2 separate regions of the Homo sapiens genome follow, and region 2 is linked to region 1. A link is a loop called in an ENCODE intact Hi-C map of the cell type or tissue named here. Cell type or tissue: A673. All regions are shown on one strand. Each heading gives the region's core, and the rest is flanking DNA. Links, peaks and the distances in the headings are about the cores only. Region 1 has its middle 120 kb from the start of TMEM170B. Region 2 overlaps HIVEP1 (HIVEP zinc finger 1).

Region 1 (15,754 bases), core at 8,548-11,047:
AGATCGTAGGTCCTCAATCCTTCTGCTCATGACTTTTTATTATTAAATATTATTATTTCTGTGTCTGGACTTCCCATTATTTAACTTTGAGTTCCAAACTGTCAACTCAACAGATCTATGTGGCTATCTCAAAAACACCCCAAATTTGACGTGTCTAAAACTAGTTCACCCTTCACACCATCTCCCTACACCTGTCCTGTTCTTTTTCCCATACTCTGTCTCATAGTGGTATCACCACACTTGCCTTTGCCATCCAGAAATCTGGGCATTATTGATGACAAGTTCCTCTCCTTCCTTCCGCATTCGACCATCACCAAGGAGATACTTTCCATCTTGTTACCTAAAAATTTCTCACGTCCACTCACTTTCTTTATTTCTGCCACTCCTCCTCTGGTCAGAGTGAATGTGCACTGTCATGAATGGCTGCAGGAAATCTCCTAATTGGTTTCTTGTCACCTCCCTGGCACCAGCATCTTTCCACCATTTCATCCTTTCAGTCTCTTCTCTGTACCGCATCCAAAATGGCCTTTTATAAAAACTTTTTATTTTGAAATAATCATAAATTTGCGGGAAGTTACAAAGATAGTACAGAGAGGATTCATGTATTCTGCATCCAGTTTTCCCAATACAATAAGATACATCTTATGTAATTATAATACAATATGAAAACTGTGTATTTGACATTGGTACCGTGTGTTTATAGTTCTACACGATTTTGTCATGTGTAGTTTTATGTTACCACCACTATAGCAATTACTATACAGAACTATTCCATCAGCACAGAGATCTCCCTTGTGCTACCTCTCTATGTCATACTTACCTCTCCCTTCTGTCCTCCACCACCTCTAACCTCTTCCACCATTCATCTGTTTTCCACCTCTATAATTTTCACTTTTCAAGAATGTTATATACATAAAAAGTCATAGACCATGTGACTTTTTCAGGTTGGCTTTTTTTTTTCAACGTAACTTAATGTCCTTGAGATTCATCTGGCTTTTTCCCTCAATATAATGTTTTTGAGATACATCTACATTGTCACATATATGGGTGGTTTGTACTTTTTTATTACTGATGAGTATCCCATGGTATGGATGTACCATAGTTCTATGTTGAATAGCAGTTGTGACAGAGGTTATCCTTGCCTTCTTCCCAATTTTATGCAGAAAGCATTCAGCCTTCCACCATTAAGTCTGATGTTAAGTTTCTCTGCTAAATTGAGGATGTTCCCCTCTATTCCTACTTTTCTGGTAGTTTTTATCATAAATGAGTGTCAGATATTGTCAAATGCTTTTCCCACATGGATTGATATGATCACGTAATTTTCTTCTTTAACCTGTTAATATGGCAGATTACATTGACTGATTTCCAAATATTGAGTCAGGAAGTCACAGTAAGAGAAATTAGGCAAGAGAAAGAAATAGAAGGCATCCAAATAGGAAAATAAGTCAAACTATCTCTGCTGAAGGTATCATTCTATACCTAGAAAACCCTAGAGTCCACCAGAAGGTTCCTGAAACTGATAACTGACTCTAGTAAAGTTTCGGGATATAAAAAATCAATGTATGAAAATCAGTGGCATTTCTATACACCAATAGCATTCAAGCTGAGAGCCAAATCAAGAATGCAATTCCATTTACAATAGACCCGCCCCCCGCCCGCCTCCCCTACACACACACACAATACCTAGGAATACATCTGGCTAATAAATTGAAAGATCTTTACAAGCAGAATTACAACACACTGCTAATGACACACAAACAAATAAAAAGCATTCTGAGATAGCCAAGTGTAAAGGAGTCCCCGGAGAACCTCTGACAGGCCTGAGCACTGAAAGAATGGGATGGAGCTGTAGGAAGTTCACACCTTTTGCAGTGGGGAGGAGCCTGGCCTCTCCTGTTCTGGGATGGTAACCTGGGATTCAATCTGTGAGGCAGGAAGCCAGCTAACAGGACTCTCGCTTTGTGGAGAGTCCCTGTTTCCCAATTTTTTTTTCCTTTTCACCCAATAAACCCTGCCCATCTCATCCTTCAACATGTCTGTGAGCCTAATATTTCCTTGTCATGTGACAAGATTTTTCCTACACAACAATTCCATGCATGCTCATGGATTGGAAGAATAAATAGTGTTAAAATGGCCATACTGCCTGAAGCAATCTACAGATTCAACACTATTCCTATCAAGCTACCAATGTAATTGTTCACAGAACTAGAAAAAACTATTCTAAAATTCATGTGGAACCAAAAAAAGAGCCTGAATAGCCAAGGCTCTCCTAACCAAAAAGAACAAAGTCAGAGGGTTTCTTCTTTTCTTCAAACTATAGTATAAGGCTACAGTAACTAAAACAGCATGGTACTGGTACGAAAATAGACACATAGACCAGTGGAACAGAATAGAGAACCCAAAAATATAGCTGCACATCTACAGCCATTTGATCTTCAAGAAAGCCAACAAAACTAAGCAATGGGGAAAGGACTCCCTATTCAATAAATGGTGCTGTGGTAGTTGTCTAGCCATATGTGGAAAAATGAAACTGGACCCCATTTGCCATATACAAAACTTAACTCAAGATGAATTATCGATTTAAATGTAAGACCTCAAACTATAAGAATCCTAGAAGAAAACCTAGGAAACATCATTCTGGACATTGGCCTTGAGAAAGAATTTGTGACTAAGTTCTCAAAAGCAATTGCAACAAAAACAAAAATTGATAAATGGGACTTAATCGAACTAAAAAGCTTCTGCACAGCAAAAGAAACTATCAATAGACTAAATAAACAACCTACAGGATAGGAGAAAATATTCACAAACAATGCCTCTGACAAAGGTTTAATATCCAGAATCTATAAGGAACTTAATTCAGCAAGCAAAAAACAAAATAACCCCATTAAGAAGTGGGCAAAAGACATGTACAGACACTTCTCAAAAGAAGATGTACAAGTAGCCAACAAATATGAAAAAATGCTCATCATTACTAATCATCAGGGAAATGCAAATAAAATCACAATGAGATAACATCTCACACCAGTCAGGATGGCTATTATTAAAAAGTCAAAAAGCAACAGGTGTTGACAAGGCTGCAGAGAAGAAAGAATGTTTATACAATGCTGGTAGGAATGTAAATTAGTTCAGCCACTGTAGAAAGCAGTTAGGCTATTTCTCAAAAAACTTAGAACTACCATTCAATCCAGCAATCCCATTAATGAGTATATATCCAGAATAATATAAATCATTCTACCAAAAGATATATGCACTCACGTGCTCATCACAGCACTATGCACAATAGCAAAGACATGGAATCAAACTAGGTGCCTATCAATGATGGATTGGATAAAGAAAATATGGAACATATACACCTGGAATCCTATGCAGCCATAAAAAAGAATGAAATCAGGCCAGGCGTGGTGGCTCATGCCTGTAATCCCAGCACTTTGGGAAGCTGAGAAGGGTAGATAATCTAAGATCAGGAGTTCGAGACCAGCCTGACCAACATGGCAAAACCCCATCTCTACTAAAAATACAAAATTAGCTGGGGTGGTGGCACATGCCTGTAATCCCAGCTACGTGGGATGCCGAGGCAGGAGAATTACTTGAACCTGGGGGGTGGAGGTTGCAGTGAGCTGAGATAGTGCCATTGCACTCCAGCCTGGGCTACAAGAGCAAAACTCCATCTCAGAAAAAAATAAAAATAAAAAAGAATAAAATCATGTTCTTTGTCACAACATGGATGAAGCAGGAGGGCATTATCCTAAGAAAATTCATACAAGTACGGAAAACCAAATGCTGCATGTTCTCACTTATAAGTGGCAGCTAAACGTTGGGTACTCATGGACATAAAGATGGCAACAAGAGACACTGGGGACTACTAGTGGGGAGGAGGGAAGTAGGGGGATAAAGATTGAGAAACTAACCAGTGGGTACCATGCTCAGTACCTGGGCAACAGGATCAATCATACCCTAAACCTCAGCATCACTCAATGTACCCCTGAATCGAAAATATAAGTTGAAATTATTTTTTAAAAAAAACTAAGATTGAGGCCGGGCGTGATGGCTCATGCCTGTAATCCCAGCACTTTTGAGGAGTTGGAGGCCTGGCCAACATGGTGAAACCCCATCTGTACTAAAAATACAAAAATTTCCTGGGAATGGTGGCATGTGCCTGTAATCCCAGCTACTTGAGAGGCTGAGGCAAGAGAATCCCTTGAACCAGGGAGGCGGATGTTGCAGTGAGCCGAGATCTGCCACTGCGCTCCAGTCTAGGCGAGAGAGCAAGGGCCTGTCTCAAAAAAAAGAAAAGAAAAGAAAAAAAAAGCTAAGATTGAGTCAGGCTTGCATCCTTGGAATAAATCTCCGTTGCTCATAGGATATAATTCTTTTTATACATTGCTAAATTCAACTTAACATTTTATGAAGAATTTTTGCAGCTGTATTCATAAAGGATATTAATCTGTAGTTTATTGTATTGTCTTTGTTTTGGTACAAGGTAATAACTGGCCTCACAGAATGAGTTGGGAAAGTGTTCCCTCCCTCCACTCTTTGAAAGATACTGTGTAAAATTGGTATTAATTTTCACTTAAATATTTGGTCTAATTTTTCAGTGAAAAACTGAGTCTAGAGATTTCTTCTTTCTAAGTTTTTACAATATAAATTCAATTTTTAAATAGTTACAGGGTTTTCAAGTTACCTATTTCATATTGGGTGGATTGTGCTATTTTGTACTTTTTGAGGAATTGATCTGTTTCATTTAAGTTGTCAAATATATATGTGTGTGGAGTTGTCAGAATTGCCTTTTTAAAAAAATTACAAAGTATAATACTCATAAGGAAAATGCAAAAATGTGCAGCTCAATGTAAATAATCCCTAAAAAGCAACCACCCACCTAAGCACCATCTAGGTGTAAGGAACATGGCCAGCACCCCCTGACACCTCCCTGGGGCTTCCTCCTGAATACCACTGACTTCTCCTCTTCCTTAGAAGCAGTCACTATATTGATTGTTAGAGAAATTACTTAATTACTTTTCTTTTTAATCTTTACAACCTAACTACATATCCCTAAATACAATAGCTTAGTTTTCCCTGTGTTTTGAACTTTATATAAATGAAATCATAAAGTATAATGTGGCTTCTTTTACTTAAAACTATTTTGGTGAGAAATATTCAGATTAGTCACTCATTTTCATGGCAGGGGTATATTCCATTCTAGGAATGTATGCTTTAAGGCTATTGGATTAAAGCCTTACATCTTTGGGCATCTATTTCTCTGCACAGTGTCAAGGCAGTAAGATGTTCTGGTGCCTTACTCTTCTCCTGTATATATTTACCAGATTAGCAAACTCTCAGCACTCGGTCCTGAGAGCCTGGGTAGTACATTCAGTGTACTCCACAATCTCCTGACTGCACATTTCAGCAACAGCAAGAAAAGCTGGAACTATTGGAAGAAAGAGGGTCAATGTAGGCCACTGACAATGGCATGCCTGCTGGAATGAGGTAGCCTCGGACTTGAGCAACATGAAAAATGCCCAGGCAGCCAAGAGAGGGTCCCCAAGGCCAGGGGAAGGAAAAACACCCAAGCATATCGTTGCTGACTCTCATTTCCCCTAAAGCATGGAACAGTGTTGTTTTGTGGAAAGTACATGACTTTCAGAGCCAGACAGATATGGGTTTGAGTGATGTTCAGTTGCTGGGTAGACTTGGGCAAGAGACTTAACCTCTCTGAACTTCCACTTCCTCACCATGCAATGAAAATAATAATGTCTTCCCTTTGGTATTGTTAGAGGAATTAAAAGGCCATGATACATGGGAAACCCAAAAGAAATCTTTCATTCCATCCTCCCTTCCTTTCTTTCTTACATTCTTTCTTCCTATATCCCTTGATATATAAAATGGTAGAGGTAGGAAAACCCTAAAATTACTTAATTCCACACTCTTCTCATACAGGTAAGAGACATGAAGGACTTGCTTGAGATCCCACCACTGGCCAGTGGCAATGCTGACATCTTCCTAGTGTGATCTTTCCACCATGCCATGGGGAGCACCTAGCTGGAGAATTAGAAATTCTAAGTCTCAATTCCAAACATTTGTATGTGCATCCGCTTAAAATTCTGAATTCAAAGGGACATCAAAAAGGACAGCTTTCTTATCTCACATTTTTCACTTAAGAACACCCAATTATACTGAGCCTCTTCTACTTTAAAAGCTGCTCTGATTCATAATTTGTACAAGGTTTGGCGAACTTTTACAACTCAAGACCATATCTGATGCCTCCCTACAAGCACTTCTGAGTAAATTTTACTTTTTGGAAGAGGTAGTACCAGTTGTCCCAAATCTAGAGCCCTCAAACCCCTCAAGGTCCACGATTGTTCAAAGATGACCAGTTATAATTTGGGATTTGCCTTCCACTTGGACATTCTTCAGAGTTTGAGAGAAAATTCCCCTACTTTGTGAGCTCAGCTACACGCACGCACTCCAGGGAAAAGAGTAAAATATGCATCTCAGAACTACCCTACCTAAGGCCCAGCGCAGTGGCTCATGCCTGTAATCCCAGTACTTTGGGAGGCTGAGGCAGGTGGATCACTTTAAGTCAGGAGTTCGATAGCAGCCTGGCCAACATGGTGAAACCCTGTCTTTACTAAAAATTAGCCAGGCGTGGTGGTTTGTACCTGCAATCCCAGTTACTTGGAGGCTGAGGCAGGAGAATCATTTGAACCCAGGAGACAGAGGTAGCAGTGAGCCAAGATCACGCCACTGCACTCCAGCCTGGGCAACAGAACGAGACACCATCTCAGGAAGAAAAAAAGAAAGAAAGAAAAGAACCACCCCATCCAAAGGACAAGGCAGCTGGGGTGTTTCTGCACCAATTCCCACCAGTCATCAGCTGAGCACTGTTCCCAAAAGGGGCTGTTCCCTGCCCTTCTTGTCTGCCTCACATGGTCAGAGTAACCTCTGGAAGCCAGAGAGTCTTCAGGTAGAGATGTGAACGCAGGCAGTTGGGAGTCTGGGTGCGTGCACCAAAATGAAAACGGTCCAAGAGATGTGGTCCTGTGGGGCACTGGCATTGAAAGACACATGAAAAGCACAAGGCACGGACTTTCTTTAACCAGAGATTTCTCTGACAATGCCAAAAGAATGGGCTGAGGTAGCTGGAAAGCAAAGGCAAAGTTTGTTCTGTGTTTGCCAAATTACATTATCAGTTGTACTCAAATCTTCATTATGTTTCTTTTGTATATGTAAGGACATTGATTAGAAAAGAGACAAATGGAATGGGAATATAGAGCAGGATTTGGAGACCTTCAATTTCCCCAACCCACAACCCACCCTGAGCTCCCTCCTCCTCTGCGTTCCCTGGTTAGGCTCTTCATGTCTGGCCTGAAGACACTGTTAACTTCTCTCAGTGGCCATCAGTTACCTTGGCAGAGGGACAGACTCACTTAATGCTCTATCCCTACCCCCACCCCTCACCTTTACACACTCATCTTCCACATCCCCAGACTTGTAACTAAAGTCAGACCCCAGCACTTACTAGGGGAGAAGGGAATTCAACCACCAAAAGACTTACAGGACTTAATTATATTGGCAAAGATGTGGGAATATGTGAGGAAAGGCATCCTGAAGGCTATTGGTCAAGAGGAAGGAACATCACTTTGATCAGGGTAAACGTGGGTGCACTGTGCACTCACCCACGATTCTGGATCTAGTGGTGTTAGCTGGGGCAGCTGAGAGTGGTTCTGATAGTTTACTTGCTGGCCCAAGAAGTCCAGGGCTCCATTGGAAGTACAGTCTAGGGAAAGTTGAGAAGCTAGAAACTGTAAGGTTCAATATAACAAAAGAACTCATAGGTGTCAAGAGAGGAATGTGGCTGTAGCCTTATAGGCAATCCCGTCATCAAAGCCTGGGATAGACACTGGTAAGGCAAACACCGGCATCTTTGAAAAGAGTGTAGAGGCTCTTCTCTGTGAGTTGGGAATAGTGGTGGAAGATGCTACCATCCAAAAGGACTGCTTGATACCAAGCATGTGGGAAGGGCCCGGGTGGAAAAGGACAAATAGGTACACTAGAATAGTAAGATAGAAATGGGTATAGTCATCTTACAAGACATTAGGGCTTACCAGAATGAACTGAACTGCAGGGATCTTAGGGTGTGGCCAGTTGATCGCAGGATTTCCGGCCTAACTTGGCGTGTAACTGAAAAAACTCCAGGTCTGGTGAATGGGGGCTGCTATTACATCAGAAACTTGGGGTCGTGTCTAAGACCGAGTCAGTTCCCAGACCCACATCCCCTCACTAAAGGGAAAATAGGGATGCTTAAGGCAGCACTTTCTGCTAAAATTGCCAAGTATGTTCTGTGACTTTTCCTCTCAGCCTTCCCCAGTGGTACTTGTGTCCATTTAAACAGGTTACTGTACTGGGGGAAAAATGCCCAAACTTTTCTCAAATATTTGGACACTGGCTCCAAGCCAACCATACCACAGACCACCTATCAAAGCAGGCGACTAGTAGAGATCTGGTAATTGATAGAGTTTTGGAGTGTGTGTGTGTGTGTGTGTGTGTGTGTGTGTTGACCTTTCTTCTCCCATTTGGCAGAGGAAAAGTATACCAAACACAGAGGAAAGTGGAGAACTCATGGTGAGCTTTTACTCCTGTAACTGCATCCATTCCTGCTTCGCTTACTGAGTTCCCTCCACACTTGCATCTCAAACGCTGAACTCAAACTTGTCATTCTCCCTCTCCTCCCATGGCCTTTGAATTTGCAATTCCCTGGCCTAAATCTTCCTCACCTCTTCCCATCCCTTTGCCTAATTACTTCCTCCTCATCCTTCAAATCTCAGCTCCAGGGTCCCTCGTTAGGGAACACTGCCTATTCCCATCACTCCACGAATCTAGGTCAACTTCATTAGCTCCACAACATCCAGGGACAGCAATCTTTGCCTTTAAAGCACCTCCCGCAGCTTGTTGATGCACATTCATGCGAGTGGCTTGACGAGTATCTGCTTCTTCCTCTAGACTAGAAGCAGCCCAAAGCTGGAACGTAGTTTTGGTTACCACTCTTCCCCTGGCTTCTAAATACGATGCCTGGCACAGTGAACACTCAATAAATATTCATCAAATGAATGGATGAATGAATAAATAAATGAATGCACACCTCTTTTACTTCAAAAAAAAAAACACTTCTTAAGAATTGAAATTTAGCAATAAATTGGCCAATGTTTTTCCTATCTTTAGCGTGCCAGCACTTTCTTCTGGAGACCATGAGCAGGGGCAGAAAGACATCATCCCCAGCAGCACTCACATCTGAAAGCAGGCGGGTGTCCCTCTGCAACAACCCCTGCTCAGTTAGATTGCTTTAGGATACCCTCTTTTCTAAACAGAACAAAATTTTAACCAGACCATAAAAGCTGGTTTGGGATCTGAAAGAATAAGATTGTGCAGCAAATGATAAAAGGAAAAACCCAGCCATGCCTCCCTGTTCTGCCTTTTGTTTGGGCATCCTGTGTCCTGCTAGGCCTAGAAGGGGGTTGATGGAACCGTTTGTTGGCTGAGAGACTGGATTTTAATTGTCCTGCAAAGCTCCAATAAAGCTTTGTTTCAAGTCTTGAATTTCATCCATGTTTCCCTTTTAACAAACTTCAAGGAAATAACTCACCCTGAACTGCCACAGTGTACTGCCAAAGCGCTAGCAAATAAGAAAGGCACATGCTTCCTGAATTTGGGTGAATGAACCGACAACACTCACTTTAAAGGGTTTTCTTTTTCTTTTTTTTTCCTTTTAACTAGGAGAGAGAATGCGGACCAGGCTTTCCCTCAGCAATTTTTCTAATGAAAACATTTGGTGCCACCTGGTGGCCAAATTTACACGGACGCCTCAGCCTTCGCAGAGTACAAATGTCTCCCGGTTGAACTGGATATTAAAAACCCTGGTGCTACTCGGGAGGCTGAGGCAGAGTGGCATGAACCCGGGAGGCGGAGCTTGCAGTGAGCCAAGATCACGCCACTGCACTCCAGCCTGGGTGACAAAGCGAGACTCCGTCTCAAAAAAAAAAAAAAAAAAAAAAAAAAAAAAAAAAAAACCCTAGTGCAACCAATTTGGTAAATTTCTAAGAATATAGAGAATTTAAATTTCTCCTTATTGAAGACAAAATTCCCCACCTGCGTTCCACCACGCCTCTTGGGGACAATTTGTTTTCCTGAACAGGTGGCTTTCTTTAAGTGAACATTTTCTCTAAGGTAATATGCTTCATGCAGAGTTCACTTTTGAGCTAAAAGAAGGGCAAGAAGTGCAAATAATTATTGTGGCATGAGAGAAGGAGAAGGAATTGCCCAGAAATCCTTTAGGCCCCTTCAGTGTCTACTGGCCTAGGATTCCAAAAAGGTTTGAGAATGTTTCTCATACTCATATTTGGCCCAAGCACACGGGTCCAGTGGGTCAACTTTCACTTTGAGAAAAGCTTCAAATTCCACATTCTTGGATAAAACATAAATAGAGCCCAGTTAGTCCCTCTCAGGCTTTTATGAACTAGAATCATATTTCTTAACCTATCATTCCTGAGTGTGAGAAAAACAAGAGGAATGATATGTAATGTCTTAACAAGCTGTGCTGGGATACCAATTTTAACTGGCCAATAGAACCAACGCAGATTATGTTTTAGAGAAATCTAATCCCTTATAAATCAGCTGTGTGTAAAAACCCTCACATAAACAAGTGATGTGTTGTGAGTAGCAAGGAGAAAAAAAAAATTCTCCTGGAAATGTGTAGGTCTATTAGCGGAGACAAGCGCTGCTCGCCTCGTGCTCCATACTCCGAAGGGCAATTCATGTTAAAGGCAGTAGTGGGCTGGCCCCCTTTATGCTGAACATAGGAAATACAGAAAAACATCTACGAGACTGAGCAAAGTGGTAGTATTTCGTGCACTGGCTGGCTCAGCACCAAAATTCAAATCAATACTCCAGAGAGAAGAGCCCCCAGAAACAGCCCAGCAAGAGCTTGGAGGGTTCAATGATCATTTAATTTAAGCCCCTCTTTTTACAGACAAATGAACACAGGCCCCCAAGAGTTTAGGTGATGTTCCCGTGGGCCCTTATCAAGTTAGAGCAGAGCCCAGGGAGAGAGAGAGTTGAGGTCCTCCGCTCTCTGCTTCTGCCTCCACACTCTGCTTGCTCTGACCAACGTCCTCCCACCGGCGATGCAGAACTTCAAAGGGATGGAAAAGGTGGCAAAGTCACCAGTGAATCTGTGTGATATACATAACTGATGACTTCCTCCTTTAAAAATTTTTTTGAGAGAGGGTCTTGTTCTGTTACCCAGGTTGGAGTGCAGTGACACAATCGTAACTTGAAATCCTGGGCTCAAGTGAGCCTTTTGCCTCAGCCTCCCGAGTAGCTGGGACTACAAGGAGCACACCTCCATGCCTGGCTAATTTGTTAAAATGTTTCTTTAGAGACGGTAGTCTCACTATTTTCCCCAGGATGGTCTTGAACCCCTGACCTCAGGTGATCCTCCCGCCTTGGCCTCTCAAAGTGGTGACTTCAGGTGTGAGCCACTGTGCCCAGCAGCTTCCTCCTTTACAGAAATAAATTAATGCAAAATAAAGGAGGAAGAGAGAAATGATAGCTAAGCAGAGAACATGCAACAAAGTCAATGCTAACATCCACGTGATTGAGCATCTACTGTATGGCAGGTGCTTCACATGCGTTATCTTGAATGGGTGAACATTCTCCAATACAGCAGGGTTCCATCCATTCCACAGGTGAGGCACCTCATGCTCAGGTGGGTAAATTGCCCACCACCGTGTGGTAATAAAAGGGCAGAACACACACATGAAATCAGGACACCCTGACTCCAAATCCTATCACTGTTTCATGTCTCCAGCTGCAGACAACTCTTATGTGAGCCCTGGATAGGAAAAGGAACAGAGTCATGGAAGGTCCACTTAAGTTCTCCTTCAAGCAGCTAAGGAGGTGCTGTCTCTAACAAGCCAAATTAAGATAGGCAAAGTCACCCCAGCAGCTGTTGACTTCAGCATTTGCTTTTAAAATGAGAATTATTGTCTCAGGGTGAAGACTCCGGTTCAAGCATGAGTCATGCACCCCAGCAGACCTGGTTTGTTTTTAGCGAAGTGTGGCCGGGGGAGGAGGGGTTGTATTCACCAGCAAAGCATGTCACAGAGGATGTACACACACACACACACACACACACACACACACACAGACACACAGACACACACACACACACGTCTGCCCATTACAGCTGCTCCAGGCATCTCTCGCCTGACAGAATAGGGTCTGTTTCTGACCCCCACACATCCTTAAAGAATGTGATCTTTGCAGAGATCACTAGCAGGAAATGACCCTGAGGAAAGCCACTTGATGTCATTCTTTGAATGTTCTGCTGTCAGCTCCCAAAACTGTCAGGAATGAGGTCGTAAGTGTCTCCTTCAGCTGCATAAATAGAGGCCACCAAAGGTCTCCAGGAAAGAAAAAAGCTGGTAATCACAGCAATTCACGTGTGGACCAAATATGGCAGCACCGGTGGAAGACAGAGTCATGTTATGACTCACACAAACCCAAGCTGGAATCCCATAGCTGCTGTTTTCCAGGGGTATGACATTGAACTGCATAAATGCCTCAGTTTCCCCATCTGCTTGATGGGCATCAGAGCATCACTATGAGGGCTGAGCCGAGTACTTATAGAAGCAGTGGGTGATATAGGTAGCCAGTGCCTGATCAATGCTGCTTCTCATCCATCCTCCTCCTGCATGATGTGGTTAGAAATCTCCAATGGCTGGGCGCGGTGGCTCATGCCTATAATCCCAGCACTTTGGGAGGCCGAGGCCGGCGGATCACCTGAGGTCGGGAGTTTGAGACCAGCCTGACCAGCATGGAGAAACCCCATCTCTACTAAAAATACAAAATTAGCCAGGCATGGTGGCACATGCCTGTAATTCCAGCTACTGGGGAGGCTGAGGCAGGAGAATCGCTTGAACCTGGGAGGTGGAGGTTGTGGTGAGCTGAGATTGCGCCATTGCACTCCAGCCTGGGCAACTTCCAGAGTGAAACTGTCTCAAAAACAAACAAAAAAAAGAAATCTCTGGTGCGGCTGGGCATGGTGGCTCACACCTGTAATCCCAGCACTTTGGGAGGCCAAGGCGGGTGGATCACCTGAGGTCAGGAGTTCGAGACCAGCCTGGCCAATGTGGTGAAACCCTGTCTCTACTAAAAATACAAAAAATTACCTAGTTGTGGTGGCACACACCTGTAATCCCAGCACTTTGGGAGGCCGAGTCGGGCAGCTCACTTGAGGTCAGGAGTTGGAGACCAGCCTAGCCAACATGGCAAAACCCCGTCTCTACTAAAAACACAAAAATTAGCCAGGCGTGGTTGCGCACACCTGTAATCCCAGCTACTCAGGAGGCTGAGGCAGGAGAATTGCTTGAACCCGGGAGGCAGATGCTGCAGTGAGCCGAAAACATACCACTGCACTCCAGCCTGAGCAACAGAGCGAGACTCTGTCCCCAACTCGCCCCAGAAAAGAAAAATCTCTGGTTCCATCAGAACCAAGAGTGGCCCAACAAAGGGCTGACCAGTCCAGCTTCCTGGTCATGGAGGTCACACTGATGCTAATGGATCAAGTTGGCAAGCTTGACATTTAATGTAAAACTGCTAGCATCAGATTATTTGGGGCCAACGTTCCCCCAGTGCTTAAGAATCACTGTTATAAATTCTTCTTCCTTGCAGCTCTCAGAACTGATCCCTCCTCTCTTTGGCACGTATCTCTGCCTCAGTTCCAGCTCTCAGCCCCCTCCCTGAATCCCACAGCACCTCCCAACTATGTCCCTGCCTTCAATCTGCCCCATCATCCCCAATCCCTACATTGCTGCCAGAGTGAGCTCTCTGACATGTCTGTCTGAGGTGATGGATATTATTGGGTGTCTCTCAGCATCATTCTGTCTTCTTCTTTAAACAGAGACTGGATTTCGTTCAGACACCTAAATCTCCCACCTTTGCCCTATGCTTCTAGGAAAGCTGTCTCTTCTCCCTTTTCCTTGGGCAGGCCTGATTGATCGAAGAGTTAGCCTATCCACTTACCAGTGACTGTTTTAATATTGGTCCATGTTTCAGTTCTGGACAATGTTCTGGAAGGAAAGGTTTGTGGCTGCTTCTGGGAATATTCTTCACTTCTTATCTGCAGGCCATGAAACGTGTAAAATTCTGCCATGACACTATCACACTGCCTTACTCATTTATGTGTTTGGATCCCTACAGAGACTGTAAGCTCATAGCGTAGGCCTTCTCTTACTCTACTCTTCATCCCACTCCTAATACTGGCACATAGTAGACCTTCAAATAACAGTTGCTGAATGAATGAATGAATGAAGGAATGATGTTTAAATTATCAAGGGTGGTGAATCTTCCCAAAGCACTTCCTAACAGACAAAGGGACAGAGATCCTACTCCACAATAAAAGAGCATCCACTTATTGATGATGTTTGCTATAAACTCACATCTGTTGCAGCTGCCTTTTCCAGAACACAATGCCAGGCCAGATGTCAACCTTCTTTCCTAAGTAGGAAGTGTTTCCTAAGTCACATACACAAGAAGACCTCTCTACAGGATGTTATGATTGCCCCTTAAAGGCAGCAACAAAGCAAGGTTTTAGGACACCAGAGTCAGATGCACTTTGAACACCCTGTCTTCTCAGCAGAGGCAACATCATGTACTGGCCTGAATCATCAAAATCAACAAGACAGGTAGTACAGAAGGGTATGAACTTGAAGCAGAAGGGACCCTGGCCTCACCGGCAGGGCATTACAATTTGAAGTGGACATAAAGCATAATCACCAAAGACATTAAATTAAAAATCCTGCCTGCCCCCATAAAGCCCAGAGGACAAATTAGTAGAGTTGTATACAGGCTGCAATGGAATCATTTGCAATTAAGAGCAGTAATTTAGCTTCTGTTCCTGTAATTATAACTGCTCCTGTGTGGACAGACAGATCCCTCATTGTGTCTGGAACAATCGCAGCATTCCAAACATAAAGCAAGCCAAAGTAGCATACCCCAGGGCCGCCTCTTTCAACAAGCTATCGCTCAACAGCCCCCCGGTGCAGCCGGCTTGAGGGCCCAGTTTCCTGCCATTGTTAGCCTGCTGAGCCTGGAATTCCATCCAAATGGGTTTGACCCCTTTGCTAAACAGCAGTGCATATTTCCCTGATTAGTATATTCCTGTGTTTAGATGGGAAGTGGCAAGGTTGGGGGAGGTGAAGGGAGAAAGACAAGGAAAATAATAAGGAAAAACAACTCCATTCTATTCATACAATGATGATAGCAACCTGGAACTCTGGCTTCATCTGCAAGTGTAATATCCGTGCTACTCATGCATAAATAAATATTCATCCATCAAAAATTCTGTGTTATGTGCATGCCATAGACTAACCAGGCTAGGAATGAGCATGCACACCTGACTTCATTAATAAGTAGTTATTGCTATGGGGGGTCTGTTTATTCTAAGAACATGCAGAAAATTATAAACTATAATCTCCTTGTGGTTGTCCTTAATTACGTGAGTTCTGTCCCTCAAGGATATTTCCTTCTGACAATGACACTGAAGAGGGGCCTTTTGGTATTCGGCAACTGGAGTGATTCCTGCATATATAGGACTGCCCTTCTCCACACCACATCTTCTCCCACCGTACCCTACTTCCTGCTGTTTCGTCTAATGCTACAGTTTCTATCCATTCATTTTGCCTTTTATATTAATCTGGAA
Region 2 (15,754 bases), core at 6,644-9,143, 380 kb before region 1:
GTTAGAATAGAAAACATGTTGACGGATTCAACTACAAAAAAGTTTTAAAATTCTGTATAATAAAGGCACCACTAATAGAACTAAAATATAGATTGAGAGAATCACTGTAAATAATATATATTATAAAAATAAAAGCATAAGATAGGGTATGGGGGCACACACCTATAATCTCAGTAGTCTGGGAGACCTGAGGCTGCAGTGAGCTGTGATCGGGCCACTGCACTCCAGCCTGGGCAACAGAGGGAGACTCTGTCTCAAAAAAAAAAAAAAAAGCGGCCGGGTGCGGTGGCTCACGCCTGTAATCCCAGCACTTTGGGAGGCCGAGGCGGGTGGATCATGAGGTCAGGAGATGGAGACCATCCTGGCTAACAAGGTGAAACCCCGTCTCTACTGAAAATACAAAAAAAATTAGCCAGGCGCGGTGGCGGGCGCCTGTAGTCCCAGCTACTCGGGAGGCTGAGGCAGGAGAATGGCGTGAACCCGGGAAGCGGAGCTTGCAGTGAGCCGAGATTGCGCCACTGCAGTCCGCAGTCCCGCCTTGGCGACAGAGCGAGACTCCGTCTCAAAAAAAAAAAAAAAAAAGCGTACGAATATTAACAAATACAATCTATGTACAAAGGATGTAAGGATGTTTACTGCAGTCGTTTGTAATGGCAAAAATAAAAGCAAAACTGAAAAGAAATAAAAAACAAAACTGGCCAGGCACGGTGACTCACACCTATAACCCCAGCACTTTGGGAGGCCAAGGCGGGCGGATCACAAGGTCAGGAGATCAAGACCATCCTAGCTAACACGGTGAAAACCCGTTTCTACTAAAAATACAAAAAATTAGCCAGGCATGGTGGCATGGAACTTTAATTCCAGCTACTTGGCTGAGGCAGAAGAATTGCTTGAACCTGGGAGGCGGAGGTTGCAGTGAGCCAAGATCAAGCAACTGAACTCCAGCCTGGGCGAGAGAGCGAGACTCTGTCTCAACAAAACAAACAAACAAACAATTAATTTGTTCTATCAAAGAAATAACTAAATTAGGTAAATTCTTACTAGAGATGATGTAACAAATTAACAAATTAAAATCTGCATGTAATGACCTGAAGGACATGAAGGATGTCTACACCAAATTCTTAAGTTGGGGGGAAGGAAAAAAAAAAAAACATGTAAGCTAGAATGTAATGTATACAGTAGCCCATATTAGCAACCCACTTTCTCCGGCTTTTTTTTTTTTTTTTTTTTTTTTAGACGGAGTCTCGCTCTGTCGCCCAGGCTGGAGTGCAATGGCGGGATCTCGGCTCACTACAAGCTCCGCCTCCCGGGTTCACGCCATTCTCCTGCCTCAGCCTCCCAAGTAACTGGGACTACAGGTGCCCACCACCATGCCCGGCTAGTGTTTTTGAATTTTTAGTAGAGACAGGGTTTCACCATGTTAGCCAGGATGGTCTCGATCTCCTGACCTTGTGATCCGCCTGCCTCAGCCTCCCAAAGTGCTGGGATTACAGGCGTGAGCCACACTGCGCCCGGCTGGCTATTTATTTCTAAAAACAGAAAGATGCAGGAGAGAGAGCAAACTGTCAACAGCTCAGAGGAGAAAAAGAGACAAACAGACCGACTGATAGTTTGGATATTTGTCCCAACCCAAATCTCATGTTGTATTGTAATGCCCAATGCTGGAGGTGGGGCTGGATCATGGGGACACACCCCTCATGGCTTGGTACTGTCTTCGTGAGAGTGAGTTCTCCTGAGATCTGGTTGTTTAAAAGTGTGTGGCACGTCCCCCCCACCACTCTTCACTCCCCCACCTTGCCATGCGATGTGCCTACTCCCTCTTCACTTTCCACCATGATTGGAAGCTTCCTGAGGCCTCCCCAGAGGCAGATGCCAGTGCTATGCTTCCTGTACAGCCTGGAGAACCATAAGCCAATTAAACCTCTTTTCTTAGAAATTACTCAGTCTCAGGTACTGCTTTATAGCAATGTAAGAACGGCCTAATACACTGACCAACATGACATGAGTTTTATCTTCAAAAATTTAAATCACACAAGTTATATGCATTGAGCAAAAAGTTATCAGAATTGGGTGTTTCACAAAGAGTGTGTGAAACAATTAATATATTGAATATATTACTGTTTTTCCCAGTCATTGCAGTTTCTTTCTACAAAAAACAAAACAGTAGTACAGCCTCAAAAATCTACAGATAATTTAGATCTATAGTTACGTATTTAAAAAGATATGTAAATCTACCTGTATCTTTATTAAAGACAGAAGGAAAGCAAGAATCAGATCAACAATGCTTCACATTGTGTGACAGGACTAAACTCTTAGAGAAAATTACACAATTTTAAATTATTCTTATTTTTGAGGATTTAACCTCTATGAACATCATAAAAGATTTGCACCACCTGGTGGAAAAGCAAAGATTCGAACACAGTTAAATCTCTTTATTACAGTGTTTCTTAACTCCTGGATCAAAAGACCTTTCAGGACTTTGATAAAAGCCCAGATCCCTTCCTCTCCAAAATGCAGGCATATGCATGCACGCCCACACAGGCACACACACATACACAGATAATAAGCAGTTCCAACAACTGCTGAGCCCATCTATAGAAAACCTTCATCTGTTGTTGGGCTTACATTTCCCCTCGACCGCCCAGCATCAGAATCCTCGCCCCACAGTTGGGGACTCCACTGCTGTTGAGTCCTGCTCAGCAGGGCAGCCAGGCCAGATGCCCGCCCTGCCTGAACTCCGGCCAGGGAACCACTGCAGGTGCTCACAGGGGTCCAGTGCTCCCTGTGGAGGCAGCATCCAAGATCCAGGCTGCTCATGGGTGGTGATATCCCCTGTCCTGGCTGCATAGCTTCTTCCCCTTGTTCCTCACTGTCTTTTAAACACAGATATCCACCTGTGTTGGGGGTTATGACAGCAACCTGACACCCCTTCCAATGAGGTCGTTCCCTGAGTCAAAGAGGCTACTTCTACTCTTTGCAATCAAGAACTCTGGCTTTACGCTTCTACTTGATTATAAGCCTCTGCCAGGACCTCCCTCTAACCTCCTACACACAAACCAACGCTATGACCTTCTAACCAACTTGGCGTCAATAGAACAAATGAGGTTTAAAGAGCTACTGGAACTGAAGGTAAGGACAGAGGATGACCCCTGAAAATACACAAGAATATCACTTTCATTAGACCTAAGGCAGGGTTCCTACAACCCAACCCCAAAAAGAGGCTTGTTTACCTGCATAGCTTCCACATGGCTCTGACTGGTATTTAAGACAATTAAGTAAATTGTCCTTTACTTTAAGTCATGACGTTGGATAAACAGCATGGTTTCAACCAAATGTGACTGACAAACATTTAATGAGAGAAAACTGGTAGAGAAAAGTTAGGTGGCATGGACACAAAAGACAATGCCTGTTGATATATGCATGTCTTTAATCAACAAAATAAAAGCTTAGCTGACCAAGCATTCCAATTTGAAAAAGGTAATCCTGGTTTTTTACATAATCACAGATTTTTTTTAGCTGAAGTAGAAATATACAAATCTAAATCCTTTCAGTGTAGATAAATAGGTAACAAAGATCAAAAAGTGGTAAGTAATTTGGCTAAGGACATAGCTAGTTCATGATAAGACTAAGGACCAAAGGGGTAACAACATTCATTCTATGTGCCTGTTACTCTGCCAGGTATATTATATAAAGTGTCCATTTTAACTCTCATCACAAATCTGTGACAGATATATTATACTCATTTTATAACACAGAGAATGACAGTCAGAAGTAAAACGTCCCATCCACAGAGCTCCTAAAAGGCAGAGTAGAGATCCAAAACTCTATTTATTAATTTCTAAAGTTAATCTTACTCCCTTCCTGGCTTTAGGGTTTGGGGAATGGAGAATGATTCTTTGTTGTTGTTGTTGGTGGTGGTGGTGGTGGTTCTTTGTTGTTGTTGTTGTTGGTTCTTTGTTGTTGTTGTTGTTGTTGTCGTTGTTGAGATGGAGTCTCGCCCTGTCGCCCAGGCTGGAGTGCAGTGGCGCAATCTTGGCTCACTGCAACCTCCGCCTCCTGGCTTCAAGCAATTATCCTGCCTCAGCCTCCCAAGTAGCTGGGACTACAAGTGCATGCCACCATGCCCAGCTAATTTTTGTATTTTTAGTACAGACGGGGTTTCGGCATGTTGGCCAGGATGGTCTCAATCTCTTGACCTCGTGATCTGCCTGCCTCAGCCTCCCAAAGTGCTGGGATTACAATCGTGAGCCACCGCGCCCATCCAGAGGATGATTCTTAACTTTTTCTGTGTACCCTGTATGCCTCTGCAGTTTAGCCAAATTGATGGACCCCTTTTCAGAATGTTTTAAAATGCATAAAATACACAGGATTAAAAAAACAATTACACCAAAATATAGTTCTCAAATATTAAAAATTACAGTTGATAAATAGTAATATCTGTGCTTCTTTATGAAAGCATTAAATAAAATCTAATAAAGCCCCGAATAACTATTGTTCCTTGCCTTCAATAGAAAGGATATCAATAGATCAAAACACTAAAACATACTGAATTTGCACGGTATTAATGTCTAACAGATACATCAGGTTCCTTAATTTTTTTCTGCACAGGATGTTTAAAAATAAGAAGAAGAAAAACCACAGACTAGGTGCGGTGGCTCATGCCTGTAATCTCAGTGCTTTGGGGGGCCAACACAGGAGGTTCACTTGAGGCTGGGAGTTCAAGACCAGTCTGGGCAACAAAGTGAGGAACTCCCCTCCCCTCCGCCAAAAAAAAAAAGTAGCTAGGCACACTGGCATGTGCCTGTAGTCCAAGCTATTCGGGACGCTAAAGCAGGAAGGGGACAAGCCTTAGCTTGTCCCCAGAAGTTTGGGGTTGCAGTGAGCTACAACTACACCACTGCACTCCAGCCTGAGCAAAAGAGCAAGACCCTACAAAAAAAAAGGAAAAAACAATAAACAGAATTATCATTTAGATTTCATTCTCCCTGTTGAAGAACATTTAAAAAGAAAACAGGAAAACACTCACTGCTACTATCTATTTCATATACAAAATTCTTTTCCATAATATCCAGTGCAACCTCTCAGCCACATACAACTACATTATCCACAAATATGTTTATATTCAACATAACCTACAGTCCAGCAATAAAATGCAGAAAGGAATATGGTTTCACAGATTGGGAGTCAGAAAATCTAATTTTTGCCACCAATGCAATAAACGGTCTCAGGAAAATCATCGCTGATCAATATATGAATGACCACAGTAGCAAACACACGAAGAAACTGACACAGACAAACATCTCTTTTGATTCTACACTTATGTTTACTAAATAGCCAGGCAACCAAAAAAGGTGCTCAAAAATTATGAGAATGTGGCATGATTAACAAGACAAATAATACATACTGAACTTTGAAAGATGAAAAACCTGCAAGAAGTGAAAATGAGGCACTCCTCTTCCAACCAAAATACGATATACACCCACCCACTCCAAGACCCGGGCCTCAACACCCACTCCGTCCCCTCCATCACTGCTCCTGACTGTTAAGGTCACCCTGAGATAACTTGGTCCTTGTAAATATCCACATCCTCCAAAACTTGAACGTCACTACTTTATTTCCATGGTTGCCTCCATTCAGCCAGCCTCCACCCAAATGATCTGGCCAACTCCTATTCATTCTCCAAGACCCAGCCTCCACACCATCTTCTCTGGAGGGCTGTTTTTTGTTTGTTTGTTTTTGGTTTTGGTTTTTGAGATGAATCTTCTGTTGCCCAGGCTGGAGTGCAGTGGTGCAATCTCAGCTCACTGCAGCCTCCGCCTCCCGGGTTCAAGCACTTCTCCTGACTCAGCTTCCCAAGTAGCTGGGATTACAGGCGTGCGCCACCACGCACACCCAGCTAATTTTTGTATTATTAGTACAGATGGGGTTCCCCCATGTTAGCCAGGCTGGTCTCGAACTCCTGACCTCAGGTGATCCACCTGCTTCAGCTTCCCAAAATACTGGGATTACAGGCGTGAGCCACAGCACTCAGCCAGAAAGCTGCTCTTTCATACTGTGTTGTTAGCTGCTTATGTGTCCGCCTACAGGACCACAGAGATCACCCAAGGGGCTGTGCATCCCTGGAGCCTACAGCAGTGCTCAGAACACAGATTGATGAATTAACTGAAGAGTCACAGGGTAAATGCTCAATTGATGCCTGAAATTACTTAAAATTCTCATGTTGCTGTCACCCTAACAAAAGTATTTCCACAAAGACCATACAATTGTATATCCTATACATACGTGGATTTTTACATATAATGAACATTTTTCATGTTTCCACAGGATTTCAAAAATTATCATTTTTAATGTCTGCCAGAGCATAAGATCAATTTATTAGTCTGCACTGAAGGGCATTTAAGGCACTTCTACTGTTTTGCTATTAAAGATAACACCAAAATCAAGCTCTTTGAACAAATATCTTTTTGCTTCAGCTGAATTATTTCCTTAGGATAAATTTCAAGACATAAAACCCTTTAAAGCTCTACTATGTCATCAGCAATAAATGAGTATACTTGTTCCACACAACCTCAGCAGCCCTGGGTGCCATTTCTTTAAAATAGCAAATGCGTGGGTAAATAAAAATTGTCTCCACATTGTTTCCATTTTTTCTTATTACAGAGAACGATGTTTCCATATAATACTTTAGCATTTGTAATTCCCTTTGTCCATTTACCTATTGTACCTTTTCTTACGTATTAGAAAAGGCTACCTTTTTCATACTAGTTCTGAAATAAGCAGTTTATATTTTTCTATCTGTCATGCTTTTTGTTTCTGGACTGTAATTCTCTAAGCCCTAGAATGAAATCTCAATGTTTTTCTATATTTCCTACTTTCTATATATTGATTTTCTACATATCTACTCGAAAATGTATGTTGATTTGTGGGATGAATTTCAGTACTTTCCCCTCCAAACATCCACTCCGTTAATCCCAACATCATATTTAAAAGATCCTTCCCTGTTTATGTATCTGCTTATGTGGGTATACAAATAATTCTAAAACGATTAAATGTTAAAAAATAAGATTCACTTTAGAAGTACATTTCAGAAACAACAAATTTTGCTGATATACACACACAGGTTCAGAGTACAAGGAATACATAAAAAGCAAAATGTACTATGTGTAATTTTTCATTGAAATTAGATTTTTCTAGAAAGACCCACCTATCAATGGGTCCTGACACTCCACCACTCTGAACTATTCTTATTTCATTAAAAAAGAAGAAAAAGCATGCTTGCAGTTTTTTCCTCAAACAGTATGCATCTAAACTTGAAAAAGATAATGCATCATTTACATGACACCTGCTCTTCACTTCCAGTAAGTCCTATCTGCAGAATTCTGTCAGACAAATCAGGATACACTTAGAAAGATTAATCTGTGACTCCTGAACAGATACACTCCAAGTTTATTTTCAAGCAACTGAGGAATATACTGAACAGCTTTCTCTGTCACAGATTAAACTCATAGATCAATTTTAGCCAAGACCATGTGCATATACCCACCATATATAGATCCTGGTACATACACATACACACTTTCCGTAACCAGAAATAATAACATCCACATCCATGAGGTGTCAGTAGCTCTTCATACATCTGGTACCAAGCGCTTGATTTACACAAATGGTATTTTTCCCAATTCTAACATGCTGCCAGCCCCAAGCTTACCCGCATTATTTTTCCAACTACATTTTCGTTGAGATCCTGCACTTCCAGGCTGTTTCAGTGGCATGTCAGATCAGGATGCCACACACAGCCTGGTACAACGCCCAGGTCAAGAAACCACACTATTTGACCAGGTTACTCTCCTTACCCAAGTCTCTGACCCCAAATTCCTTTTTCCTCTCTTTCAAGTACCCACAATGAGAAGAAATCAGAAATACATGCATAGGTTTTACGAAACTGGGACTTAGAGAATTAGCTCAATGTGGGCACAGAAAGTAAAGAGAATTCTTGGGGTTGAGGGGGTAGCTTTCACATGGAATCAGAAAACACTGTTCTCCTTTCCCAGTCTCTCCTGACAGTTTTCATTGTTCCATAGCCCTTATCACTTTGCAGCTGTTACAGTTTTGGGCTTGTCTTAACTCTCCTATTGAACTGCAGCGTCAGGGTCGCTGAGGCTACAATGTATGCCAGAGTCACTCAGGTAACCTCCACAGCACTCAGCAGGCACAGTGCCTTGCAGGGCTATTTATCAAACATTTGCTAAGTGTACAAGAAAAATTATCCAATCTGCAAAGAATAAAAGGTCTAAACTTTTACTTAATAAAACTCATAGATTCGGTTGCCAAAAATATGATTTTTAAAGCCTAAGAAACAGTAATCATTTTTATAAATCTGTTACAGACCAGCCTCAAGAGACACATTTATATCAGTGTTTAACAAAAGTACAAGATTCAGACCAAAATGCATACATACATAACTTCTTGCTTGACTCTTACAAAAAAATGCAGGTGCTAAAAGACTATCTAATGTTTATAAAATCCATTATTTAACTACAGCAATTCTGCTCTATCATGTATGTTACTGGCATGGGTGGGTTATTAAGTCAGACCGCATTCCAGACAGCACACGGCTGCAGTTCAGGGTGAAGAGACTGCCTACAAAACGTCTGCTTAATCCCATCCAATCTTTAACCAGAGACTTCCTGATTTCACCTTACAACAAATGAGCCCTGAATCCTGATTTCCTGTATGTCTAAATTCTGCAATGCCTATGTTGCGAAATTTAAACCTATCCAACTAGTTTAAGAATTACTCTTGAGGAACACACTATCCACAACAAATGTACTCTTCAGGAGACAAGAAGGTTTCCAAGGAACAAGAAGTGTCTAGAGATTTGGCTTTTAAAAACTTAATATTTTTTTAAAAAGTATTCTAGAATAAGGTACTCTGTCAGTAAGTAAAATAGTAAGATAAACTATACAATTCTCAGTTCTAAAAACTCTATGAAAATATAGTATTATTAAGAGGGTTTGGACATACTGGAGTCCAGTTGTGTCCACCCCAAAACTAAAGGTGACATTAAAACCTGATGTAACCAAAGTTACCACTTCTTCCATATTAACTTAAATATCACAGAAGAGAACCGCTGAGGTTGAGCAGAGTGGGCTGTGGTCCAGCAAGGTTCAAGAACGTTTCTCAGTACATTCTTTGATAATCTCTCTTAGAGACCTTGCTTTGCCCCTTCTAATCATGGCCTGAGAATGTCGACATAACAATGCTACTGTCTCTCATTGTACAGATGTTCCACCTGATAATCTTTTACACACACACACACACACACACACACATGCTCCTCTACTTATAATGGGGTCATGAACTGATAAACCCATCATAAATTGAAAATATCATAAGTCAAATGCATTTAATACACCATAACCTACCAAGCATTGTAACAACCTAGCCTACCTTCAATGTGCTTAGCACATTTATATTAGCCTACAGTTGTGCAAAATCATCTAATACAAAGGCTCTTTTATACTAAAGTGTTAGATATCTCACATATTGAATACTGTACTGAAAGTGAAAAACAGAATGGTTGTATGGGTCGAAAAATCATAAGACAAACGATTGGTTAAGTCAGGGACCGTCTACATATGAGTTCATTCACCGTAAAATAACAGTGAAGTTTCATCATCACTTGTAAGCACATGAAATTTATACTTTAGAAAGGAAATCACTATGAAATGTTGGGAAATTTTGGATATCTGGGAAGAGCATTCAACCAAAATGTACCCTGAAAGAAATACACTGTATGTTTCAGTTAGTATATAAAATAGCAAAATTATTCTACAAAAAGGAGAAAACGTTAAGAAGCAAAGCTAGGTAAAGCAAGAAGATAAATCTGGTGAAGAAAAAGTTGCCAAAAACACACCCACAACCACAAACTTTCTGGGTGGGTAAACAAACGTTTGCTGAATAGCTACTAAGTACCAGTTTTATCTATGTTATATTTAATTTTCAAAATAACCCATAAGGTAGGAATATTATATCCAATTTAGGATGAGAAAACAGGTTCAGAGAGATTAAGTAACATTCTGTCAATCACAGACCTAGTAAGTTGTACCAGGATTCAATCCCAATCCCACAACTCTAAACTCCAAACTCTTGCTTTTTTTCCCCCACTAAACCACACTTTCAGTTATAGAAGTTTAAATATAAAAGTTATCATGGCCGGGCGCGGTGGCTCACGCCTGTAATCCCAGCACTTTGGGAGGCTGAGGCGGGCGGATCACAAGGTCAGGAAATCGAGACCATCCTGGCTAACACAGTGAAACCCTGTCTCTACTAAAAAAAAATACAAAAAATTAGCCGGGCATGGTGGCGCTCTTGTAGTCGCAGCTACTTGGGAGGCTGAGACAGGAGAATGGCGTGAAACCGGGAAGCAGAGCTTGCAGTGAGCCGAAATCGCGCCACTACACTCCAGCCTGGGCGACAGAGCAAGACTCTGTCTCAAAAAAAAAAAAAAAAAAAGGTTATCAGTGAACTAACATTTGCATCAGTAGTAGGGATTTTAAATATGCAGAATGCCTGCAACAGTATTTTAAAAACACAATCATCACACTATTTGTATCTTTTAAAAAGCATCTAGATTTTCTGCCAGCTTGATGGGTCTCTACATGCAGTCTTAAGTAAGAGGCCTGTCAAAACACACTGTGCAACTTGATGTTATGAGGGCCCAGGACACTGCCTGCTGCAGGAGGACAGCATGGTCCACATTCACGGTCCACAGGAGGACAGAATGGTACACATTCATAGGAAATGCAGCAAGGACAAAGTGAGGAGTGACAAATCCTCTCCACAAAACGCAACCATAAAGCCACACAAAACTGTCAAGAACCACCACTGTCAGCGCTCTGGCAATCACCCAAAGCCGTATACACGTGGAGGGGCATTTCTTCGTGGAAAGTACTGAACTGCAGGTAAGACTAGCACATTGGCATTTTTTGCCCGGGGCTGTTCCTGTCTCCCTATCCCAGTTCTGTCAGTGCCAGGGTTCAACCAAGAGGGGAAAGCTGGGAAAAGCAGCAACTTCACTGCTTTTGCCAGGCCAGGTTCACCAGATTTGGAGCACAGTCAGTTAAACTGGCAATCCCAATAGCAAGAGAACTCAAGAAAATCAATGGCAATGTCCGCCTGAGGCTGAGGTCCTGCTGAGGGCAAGCAAGAGACTAGAAGACTAGCCAGGGACTTACTAGGGAGTTCTGGTAGGTGAGCCACTTACAGTGTGCTGGGTAAACTCTCCACATGTATCCCAGGTTAACCAGAGACTCTGCACATGTGTCACCAACACTAGGGCAGTCTCCTAACCTCTGCACACTCCTGGGCCACAGAGCCTGGGCATACACACACAAAGAAGACATAAGAGGGTCCAGCTGAAAGTTAAAGCCAGGACAGATGTGAGAACTGCCTGTGATTTGAAAGTGCTCCCCAGCCCACACACAGACCCACAGGCAGAGAGTCAAGGTTCAGACTGACTCACAATTAAGCTCTGATCTACCTTTGGCTTTAAAACAAAACTACACAGGGTAACCCTCTAGGAAGCTAGGATTTAAAGTAAAACATAAGAAAACAAAAAAAACAAACAAACGAAAGCAAACCTGGGCAGAGCCATCAGCAGCCACACAACATGAGAGAAATAGCCTTCACATATTTAGTCCAGAAAAGCTACTAAACCAAAAAATAACTCACAAGGGAGCAAGGATCAGAATCCACAGTTGCTACAATCTATTATCTTAAATGTAAAATATTCAACAAAAAATTGGAGACATGAAGAGAAATAAGAAAGTGTGACCCATACTCAGGGGAAAAATTGAGTCAATAGAAAGTATCTCTAGTATCCCCAAATGCTGGATTTAATAGGATGAGATTTCATAGTAGCTATTATATGTTCAAAGAACTGAAGGGAACCATATTTAAAGAATTAAAGTATGATTATAACAACAAATAGAATCTCAATAAAGTGATAGAAATTATTTTAAAAAGAGACAGAGAAGCAAATAGAAATTCTAGAGTTGAAAAGTAAAGTAAGTGAAATGAAAAATTTACTAGAGGGACTCAACCGCAAATCTGAACTGGTACGAGAAACAATCCATATATTTGAAGATAGCTCAATGAAAAGTATCCAATCTGAGGAACAGAAAAAAATTAAAGAGATATTAACAGACCCTCAGAGACCTGTGGAACAACAAACATAAAAATAAATGTGTGATTAGAGAAAAGAAAGGTACAGAAAAAATATATGAAGAAATAATGGCCAAAAACTCCCCAAATTTGATAAAACAAAAATACTGATCTACATATCCAAGAAGTTCAATAAAATTCCAAATAAGATAAACACAAAGAAATCCACAACTAAGCACATCACATTCAAATTGGAGAAAGATGAGAAACAAATGGAAAGAACCATGAAAGAAACAATTCATCTTGCAAAGAAAACAAACACAACACAATAAACAGCTGACTTCTCAGAAGTAACAGAGGCCAGAGAATAGTGGATGTTCAGAGTTCAGAAAGAAAAACAACAAAACCCTATCAACCAAGAATTCTATATCCAGAAAATTATGCTTCAAAACGGAAGGAAAAATAAAGACATTCCATAAATATTAAAAAAGCAACGTTGCTGCTAGAAGACCTGACTTTCAAGAAATGCTACATGAAATATTTCAGGTTGAATAAAAGTGGTACAGGATGATAACCTGAATCCATAGAAGAAGAGGAGAGTGCTAGAAACAATAAATATGTAGGTATATGTAAGACCTATTAGTATGTTTCTCATTTCTTCTCTTAAATTATTTTTAAAAAAGATTGTGTAAAGGAGTGATTTAACACTGTGTAACCTGCTTTATAATATAAAGGGATTAAGCATATATCACAATAATAGCATAAAAGGAGAAAGAAAAGGAGATACTGGAGAAAAGTTTCTATATTTTACCAGAGTTCAGTTAGTATTACTCTCAAGTAGGCAGTGATACTTTAAGATGCATATTATAATCTCTAGGGCAACCACTAAGAAAATTAATCAAAAGTATAGTAAAAACAAAAAAGAAAGAGAAATCAAAATCATACACTAAAAAATTTAACACAAAAGAAGGCAATTAAGGAAGTACAGAGGAACAAAAGTATGAAGCAAACAGAAAAGGCAAAATCACAGATATAAATTCAGTAATAATAATAAATTACATCAATGTGATGGAATAAACACCCACCCAAAAGGCAGATTGTCGGACTGGATGAAAAAGCAATCGCGGCAACACGCTGTCCACAAAAGACACACCTGCAACAGTGGCAGAGGTTCAAAGAAACAAAAAGTTCAACGTGAAAGAACAGGAACACACATGCCATGCAAACAATAACCCTAGTCTCTATAGTAATATCAAGTAAAATAGGTGTTAATGGCCAGCTTGACCTGAGACTTCTAGAACACTCTATGTAACCACAGATTTGTATGGGATTGCTTACAGCAACATTATTCACACAAGCCAAACACTGAAAACAATACAAATGTCCATCAAACGAGTGAATGAATCAATACAATCAGTGCATTTATATAAGAGAATATTATGTAGCGATAAAAGGTAAGGAAGATCCTGATACATGCTACGACACAGATTAATCTCAAACAATGAAAAAAAGCTACATGTAAAAACTATATACTGTATGATTCTACTTATTAAATGTCCAGAATAGGCAAATGTAAAGAGCCAGAAAACAGACCAGCAATTGCCTGCAGCTGACAGTGGGAGCAAGGATTGGTTGCAAATAAGCTCAAGGAAATTTTGGGGGTGACAGACATGTTCTAAAACTGGACTGTGGTAAAGGTTTCCCAACTCTATAAATTTACTAAACACACTGAATCATACACTTAAAACGGGTGAATTTTATTGCATGTAAATTATGTCTTAATAAAGCTGTAAAACAAATACAGTATACAGTAGTATAACTAAGGCAGTAAACTGGAGACTGAAAAAGGTAATCTTTCCATGAAGGAGCATATCCATCAAATACAACTTATTGCAAACCCTAGCTCTTCCAAGAAGATATTAACATGAATGCTGAATATATAACTCATCACACGTATGGCATTAATTCCATCAAAACATGATAGATCAACCTAAACTGTCAACATACAGAAGGATAAATAAAGCATTTAACCCCTTGGCTATGCAGTCATACATCTCCTTACATATGTTAACTGAGTATTTCCTTATATGCTCACTCATCAAATATTCATACAGCTGTCTAGACTTTCACGTGAAGCCATTATGGCCTTTATGTCTTCAACTATAAATTTCCTGGAAGACAGGGACAGAGGTGGTGAACTCCACAACATGTCCAACACCTCAGAGCCGGGCCACAGAAGTCCAGACGGGCTTATAAGTGACAGCCACCAAAGTGGCCCTCTGATTCCACCATACTTCATGACCACTATGGGCTCTTCCTGTCGCTGGGAAAGGAAACATGTTAACAGTTACCGATTCTCATACTATTTTGAGCCACGTGCTAACACCAGCATGGACCAAAATAAAGAGGTTAACGATCCAATTCATCTGTGGAGAATTAACATGCTTTCCAAAGTATTCCCCAAACAACTCAACAGTTATCATGAGCTCAACTGAGCCTATCCTTAAATTTAAACTTAAGCAAAATAAATTAAAACAAAACCATAACACGAAAATATCATTTACTTACTCTCATCCCACTACCCCAAAACCACCAGAAAAAAAGAATTATTAGGATATTACAGAAAGTGTTGTAGGGACTACTGAGAATTCAAACATATTGGATGTTTAAACATGTTTCCCACAACCTAAGGACAAATTATAATGCTTAATGTGCTAGCAGCAATTATCAATCACTCAGATGACCTGGTCCCATTCTCAAGACCTGGCACTCCACTCACAGGGGAAGACCTTCCTTGTAGGGCTCATTTGTCAGAAGGCGCACCTCTCAAAGACAGCTCTATTTTGCTGAATAACAGTCCTTCACAAGACGTTTCATGTACAGCATTGGAAATGGATTGCCTGCAGTAGTTTTCTACCAAGTTGAGTTAAATACAAAGGTGACTAGATGGAGACAGTACAATTTAAAAAAGGAGAGTACGCTACCTGACTCAACAGGTGGCTCCCTAACAATCTAATCCTTTTGGGTTGAGACCCATGACCTTGGTATCAGAAAATCAAGAACTAAATATTTCTGGCAAGACTAACTTGACCTCTAAGGCTTTCCCTTCATTTTAAAACCACAAGTAAGTGGACTTCTTCCCAACCAAATGTGAATTCCCTTATGCTTGGCAGGCAGCGGACCCTCACATACTAACTAAAGCAGTACCTAGGTTCCCCTAATAATAATTCATTCCTACAGCAATCCTCCACAGAAAGATAAAGCATTCTCATTTATTCCCAAACAGAAAAGGGTTTACAAATAAATGTGTTAACTCTCTATTTCCCAGGCAGGATTTGGCAAACTTTTCTGTAAAGCATTAAATAGTAAATATTTTAGGCTTCGTGACCACAAACAGCCACTCAACTCTGCCACTGTTGCATGAAAGAAGCCATGGTCAGTATGTAAATAAATGGGCATGGCTATGTTTCTATAAAACTTTATTTACAAAAACAGGTGGAGGATTGGATTTAGTCAGGATTTACTGATCCCTAGAATAACAGCCATTTACAACTAAAAAGTAAATTGCAGATCAACATCACCCCTACCA

Evidence for each region. Peaks named below come from ENCODE experiments on the same cell type or tissue, not always from the same donor. Only the 100,000 strongest peaks of a DNase experiment are listed, where the experiment ranks them.
Region 2: a loop joins it to region 1, with 2.0 times the contacts of the local background. A loop is called at or near these places in 24 of 110 quality-filtered maps.

The regions. Positions count from the first base shown.
Region 1 is chr6:11,649,833-11,665,586 of GRCh38, reverse strand. No RefSeq gene overlaps it. Among named protein-coding and RNA genes, the nearest start is that of TMEM170B, 120 kb to the right of the region's middle. RefSeq lists a silencer at 9,744-9,913 and enhancers at 14,246-14,851, 14,852-15,457. In A673, for the core only: a CTCF peak has its summit at 9,828 (motif pointing left); a DNase peak (open chromatin) is centred at 9,826.
Region 2 is chr6:12,026,901-12,042,654 of GRCh38, reverse strand. All of the region lies in intron 2 of HIVEP1 (HIVEP zinc finger 1), which reads right to left. Among named protein-coding and RNA genes, the nearest start is that of HIVEP1, 22 kb to the right of the region's middle. RefSeq lists enhancers at 5,354-5,853, 5,854-6,355 and a silencer at 7,965-8,259. In A673, for the core only: a CTCF peak has its summit at 7,594; a DNase peak (open chromatin) is centred at 8,674.